Regions from separate parts of the Homo sapiens genome. Here region 2 is linked to region 1. A link is an interaction called in ENCODE POLR2A ChIA-PET data of the cell type or tissue named here. Cell type or tissue: CD4-positive, alpha-beta T cell. All regions are shown on one strand. Links, peaks and the distances in the headings refer to the core of each region. The heading gives the core; the rest is flanking DNA. Region 1 overlaps LOC124903687 (a long non-coding RNA gene). Region 2 overlaps LONP2 (lon peptidase 2, peroxisomal).

Region 1 (2,811 bases), core at 73-2,572:
CTGCTAAAAAAAAAAAAAAAAAAAAAAAAAAAAAAAAAAAAAAAAAAAAAAATTAGCGCGGCGTGGTGGCACATGCCTGTAATCCCAGCTACTAGGGAGGCTGAGGCAGGAGAATCGCTTGAACCCTGGAGGCAGAGGTTGCGTGCGGTGAGCCGAGATTGCGCCATTGCACTCCAGCCTGGGCAAGAAGAGCGAAACTCCGTCTCAAAAAAAAAAAAAAAGATAAATTCAGGAGAGTGATTTCTTCTGTGAGGGAAGAAAGGGGATATGTTATGGGAGAAGCCCGAAAAGTGGGAGTTTGGGGGCTCACTCATGATCTTCCCTGGGACTGGAGCAAATAAACCCTAACCCCTCTCCAGGTCTGTTTTCTGATCTGTAAAATAAAAGAGTACACTCAGTTATCTCTAAGGCCTTTTCCAGGCCTTTATATTCTCTGAGTCCATGAAAACAGATTGTGGAAGATAAAGTGTTGGATTCCTTTCCTTCAGCTAAATATTGTGGCTATAGTAGATAGGGGCTCTGGGAATATTACCTCTCTCTGTTTTAATTTTTCATCTATAAAATGTAGATAATAATAGTACTTCCTATTGTGAATATTAATACAGCACCCAACACTGTAAGTGCTCACTGAACATTATTATTGCTAACTTAAGCAATATATTTAAGGCCTAATTTTCAGGGAAAATCTTTGTGTGGATTATGCAACCACAGTGAACTTGTGGGCCCAGGAGTCTGTGCCATCTGTGTACATCCCTGCTAGAGGAAAAAGAGGAGGAGCTAAAGATGCTGTAGTTGGAAATACCAAGGGGGAATGGTCTCTGTAGGAGGATTTACCCAAGGTAAAACCTATGAGAGATCCAGGCTTCTGGGGGTTTCCATATGTCTCAGAAACTCAGGTGTGGTCTCCCAGTGCCCCACCAAGAAGTGATTCAGCACAGGGAAGAGAACCACTAGGCTCACAGATCAACAGATTCCTGCTCCCCTGGGCTTTTCCCTTGATGTCCACACAACCAGCAGCCTTGCTCCATCAGGTAGATGACGTGGGATTGGCTGAGGCAGGTCAGGTGGCGAGTGTGGCATTGCTGATGCATTGCTTGCAGAACCGCAGTCTATCAGTAAGGCATGTTGTCAACACAGCATGTTATTTCCTGCCTTATTGCACTCACCTTAAACGGAATTGCTATTGTTCAGTGATTAGACAGGGCTTTCCCCAGGGCTGGTTCCTGTTTGCTCCCAGTGACTTCCCTGCTTGCGATTCTTAATTGCTTAATTGTAAGAGGTGAAGAGGGAGGCTGCCTTGAAAAACACACCACAGTGCCTTCCTCTCCCCACTTCCCTCCAAAAAAATCCCACCCAAAACCAACAGAAGCAGTGCATACACACACCCTTAAAAAATGCTGGGCCAAGAAGCTGTGCTAATAAGTCACTGGGTTGGTGTATAATTGAAGATACATAGTTTTGGGAGGTTTTTCCTCCAGTTTTAATTTAAGACTTGCCAGGCTGGGTGTGGTGGCTCACACCCGTAATCCCAGCACTTTGGGAGGCCAAGGAGGGCGGATCACTTGAGCCCAGGAGTTGGAGACCAGCCTGGCCAACGTAGTGAAACCCCGTCTCTATTCAAAATATAAAAAATTAGCTGGGTGTGGTGGCACATGCCTGTAATCCTAGCTACTCGGGAGGCTGAGGCAGGAGAATTGCTTGGACCCCGGAGGCGGAGGTTGCAGTGAGCCAAGATCGCGCCACTGCACTCCAGCCTGGGTAACAAGAGCAAGATTCCATCTCAGAAAAAAAAAAAAAAAAAAGACTTGCCAGTTCATATTTGATCAGCATTTCCCTTTAGGGAACTCTCAAGGTTTCCTGAGTGTAAGGAACAAGGAGAAAGAGAGAGAGAAAAAAAAAATCCCCTTTCAAGAACTTCCTTGCTTCATGCTGTTTCTCACTCAACCACAACTTCCCTCGGTTAACCAGCCTTGCCTATCTGGCTGGCCTGACCAGCCAGGACAGTCGATGCCAGAGATGAAACCTTATGAATTCTGTATTCTAGATACTTTAGCTGTGTTTTTCCTTAATCTCATAACAACCTCAAGAGCCCATAAAATGGTATTGAGAGAATCACTTATTTTTGCTTCTCATATTTTCAAGGACAGGAGGAGATTCCTATTCCATTCCCCAGCGGGGCCAAGTGTGGAGGAACATGTCTATCTAGCTTTCATTCTCCTTTTCCCCAGAGCAGGAGGAGGATTTCTCTGACTGATAACTTTCTGAGAAGGTGGGGTGCTGGGTTGGACCGCCCTGTACCCTGGTAATGGGCTGTCTGCAGTTGCTGTGTTAGTGACTGGGGGTAAAGTATTTTCACTTCAACCACATCCTCCAGTCTAGCTCTTGTCAGCAATGATGATGACATTTTGATCTCTACCTGCTTTTCTTCCTTAGTTCTGAACTCAGAAGGGGCAGAAAGAGTGTTTATTGGTCTCCTAAAACTCCAACAGTGGTTGCTATTGTTTTTCTTCCTGTTTCAAAGATGAGGAAACCAGCCGGGGGTGGTGGCAGGTGCCTGTAGTCTCAGCTACTTGGAAGCCTGGGGTGGGAGGATTGTTTAAGCCCAGGAGTTCAAGGTGTGCCTGGGCAACATAGCGATATCCTGTCTCTTACCTGCCCCCCCACAAAAAATGTAAATTAAGGGGGAAAAAAGAGGAAACAGAAGAATAGAGAAATTCTGGAATGTTCCACAGAGCTAGTCAGTGAAGTGGTAGAAATAGCCATTTGAATCCAGGCAGTCTGACTGTAAGCAGGCAGCTTGGCTTCAAACTG
Region 2 (2,811 bases), core at 47-2,546, 290 kb before region 1:
AACTAAGAAGAAACATTGCTTTTGTTTTGTAGCTTTAGGCTTCTACCTATATAATTGACTATTATAAAATCTCATTTGAGTAGGATCTTTAGTAGCCACCTACTTTGACTGTGATTTGATTTATAAATCCCTTCACAACATTCCTCAGTAAACACCATGCTTTGCCTGTTTGACTTGGTTAACAGACATGTCTTTATAAACTTGGCTATCCATTTTCCAGTCTGTAGGAAAAGAGAAGCTGTAAGTTGGAGAAAAGGCTAGTGGTTGGGTGGTGAGTCATAAGCAATAAGATTTGATGTCAGTGATGACAGGCCTGTCCTCTTATGATAGATTCCTTGAGCCCCCTGCTGACCACAAAGCTTTGGCTGGCTAGACCACAAGTCTGTCTCCCTCAATGACAATTTTTGTAGCTCAATATGGATCCTATTTTGTGTGAGTTGCATTTGGAGATTTGTTGTTTATCTGCTGTATTTGCCTTAGGTGGGACAGTGAAATCAACCTAATGTAGTGGAAGGAAGTAGGTATTACATCCTTAATTCCTTGATATACATCCTTTTATTATGTGGTACTCCCGGGATGTGGTTTTTCAGATTTGGAGAAGAATAGTTAAAAAAAAAAAATGCAGAAAGGATCAAAAGCACTTGATTCTCTCGCAGGGACAGCTTCCTGTTTTGGTTGAGGAAGGAGCTGCACTTAAAATAACTAGCATAAAGCATGCTTAGGGCTTGCTTTCCAGACAACCTCAATTTAAAATGCATCAAAAGCCAGGTGTGGTGGCTAACATCTGTAATCCCAGCACTTTGGGAGGCTGAAGAGGGCAGATCACTTGAGGTCAGGAGTTTGAGACCAGCCTGGCCAACATGGTGAAACCCCATCTCTTCTAAAAATACAAAAATTAGCTGGGCGTGGTGGCACACACCTGTAGTCCCAGCTACTTGGGAGGCTGAGATGGGAGGATCATTTGAACCTGGGAGGCGGGGATTGCAGTGAGCCGAGATCACACCACAGCACTCTAGCCTGGGCAACAGAGCAAGACTCTGCCTCAAAAAAAGAAAGAAAATAAAATTCATCAAAATAAAATATTTGAATTTTACAGCACTAGTTCTTTTCATTCATTGACTTTCATTCTCCCACTTTACCACACCTTTAACTATTGGCAAGAATGTGGTGAGTGGGAGAAAGGTATCCTGCCACGTAAGCAAGTATACCTAGAGCCAAGGGGTCAGAGTGTCACAGAGGAGAGCCACATGCTGATGGGCTTGTGTTCGTTCCCACTCACTGACTATGCAAGCGCCTCTTCTCTTAGCCTTTCTCAGGATGCAGTTCTCCAGGAGGAATCAGCCTTCTGTTGGGCTGCTTTCAGAGCTCTTTGTTGTGGCTTCCTGCCATTGACTTTGCAAGCCCTAAGCATGCTTTATGCTAGTTATTTTAAGTGCAGCTCCTTCCTCAACCAAAACAGGAAGCTGGCTCTGCAAGAGAATCAAGTGCTTTTGATCCTTTCAGCTTTTTTTTTTTTTGACTATTCTTCTCCAAATCTGAAACATATCCATTCTCGTCTACGGCCATGAGTGCATTTATGTTAACAGAAAATGCTAAATTTAATGTTTAGAAAGTAACCTCTGTGGCCAGACATGGTGACTAATGCCTGTAATCCTGGCACTTTGGGAGGCCGAGGCAGGCAGATCACTTGAGGCCAGGAGTTCGAGACCAGCCTGGCCAACACAGTGAAACCCTGTCTCTACTAAAAATAGAAAAAATTAGTTGGGCATGGTGGTGGGTGCCTGTAATCTCAGCTACTTGGGAGGGTGAGGCAGGAGAATCACTTGAGCCCAAGAGGTGGAGGTCGCAGTGAGCCAAAAATCAAGCCACTGCACTCTAGCCTGGATGACAGAGCAAGACTCTCTCAAAAAAAATAAAAAGTAACCTCTGTGCTTTGTGTAACTTTTTGCTAAATTCCTGTCTTTGTCTTCTTGGAACAGTCTTCTACTTGTTACAGGATCTTCCTATCTTTTGGATTTTATATTAGTTTTAATATAAAATTAATATAGTTTTATATTATATAGCCCACTGACATGGCTGTTAGCTGACCTCAGTTCCTTGCTGACTTGGCCAGAGCCTTCAGTTTCTTATCTCTGGTAAGAGGTAATGTGTCTCTCCCTAGGGCAAGGCTGTGACAGCTGGCTTCTCCCAGAGGGAATGATGTGTGAGAGAAGCAGGGAGAGTAAGAATCAAGACAAAACTGCAGTCTTTTATACCCATCACTATTGCCATATTCTCTTGGTCACACAGCCCAACCCTGGTATGATATGGGAGGCACTAACTCCATGGGGATGGGATATCTGGGCACCATCTTGAAGGCTAGCTGACACAGATTATTTTTTGTGCGTGTGCCTGTAAGAATTTTTTGGCCAGGCGTGGTGGCTCACGCCTTTAATCCCAGCACTTTGGGAGGGCGAGGTGGGTGGGTCACGAGGTCAGGAGTTCAAGACCAGCCTGGCCAAGATGGTGAAACCCCATCTCTACTGAAATACAAAAATTAGCCAGGCATGGTGGCAGGGGCCTGTAATCTCAACTACTCGGGAGGCTGAGGCAGGAGAATCGCTTGAACTTGGGGGGCGGAGGTTGCAGTGAGCCGAGATCACGCCACTGCACTCTAGCCTGGGCAGCAGAGTAAGACTCTGTCTCAAAAAAAAAAAAAAAAAAAAGAATTTTTCTAAGCCCGCATTGAAGTTTATACTGTAGAATATCCATCAAACTTGAGCTGATTTCTTATCAAAGACCCAGGTTGCACAGATAGGGGTTAGAAGTTTG

Evidence for each region. Peaks named below come from ENCODE experiments on the same cell type or tissue, not always from the same donor. Only the 100,000 strongest peaks of a DNase experiment are listed, where the experiment ranks them.
Region 2: POLR2A ChIA-PET joins it to region 1 with 17 read pairs; 14 of 35 experiments call an interaction of 5 or more read pairs at or near these places.

What each region holds. Positions count from the first base shown.
Region 1 is chr16:48,610,856-48,613,666 of GRCh38, forward strand. LOC124903687 (a long non-coding RNA gene) reads left to right here. Exons shown (of 2, transcript XR_007065063.1): 2 at 1-358. Among named protein-coding and RNA genes, the nearest start is that of N4BP1, 2.1 kb to the left of the region's middle. RefSeq lists an enhancer at 788-867. In CD4-positive, alpha-beta T cell, for the core only: no CTCF peak of the experiment used is centred there; DNase peaks (open chromatin) are centred at 1,046, 1,956 and 2,396; H3K4me3 peaks cover 1,277 bases; H3K27ac peaks cover 2,347 bases.
Region 2 is chr16:48,317,475-48,320,285 of GRCh38, forward strand. All of the region lies in intron 11 of LONP2 (lon peptidase 2, peroxisomal), which reads left to right. Among named protein-coding and RNA genes, the nearest start is that of SIAH1, 67 kb to the right of the region's middle. RefSeq lists an enhancer at 1,727-2,349. In CD4-positive, alpha-beta T cell, for the core only: no CTCF peak of the experiment used is centred there; DNase peaks (open chromatin) are centred at 317 and 1,407; H3K4me3 peaks cover 723 bases; H3K27ac peaks cover 917 bases.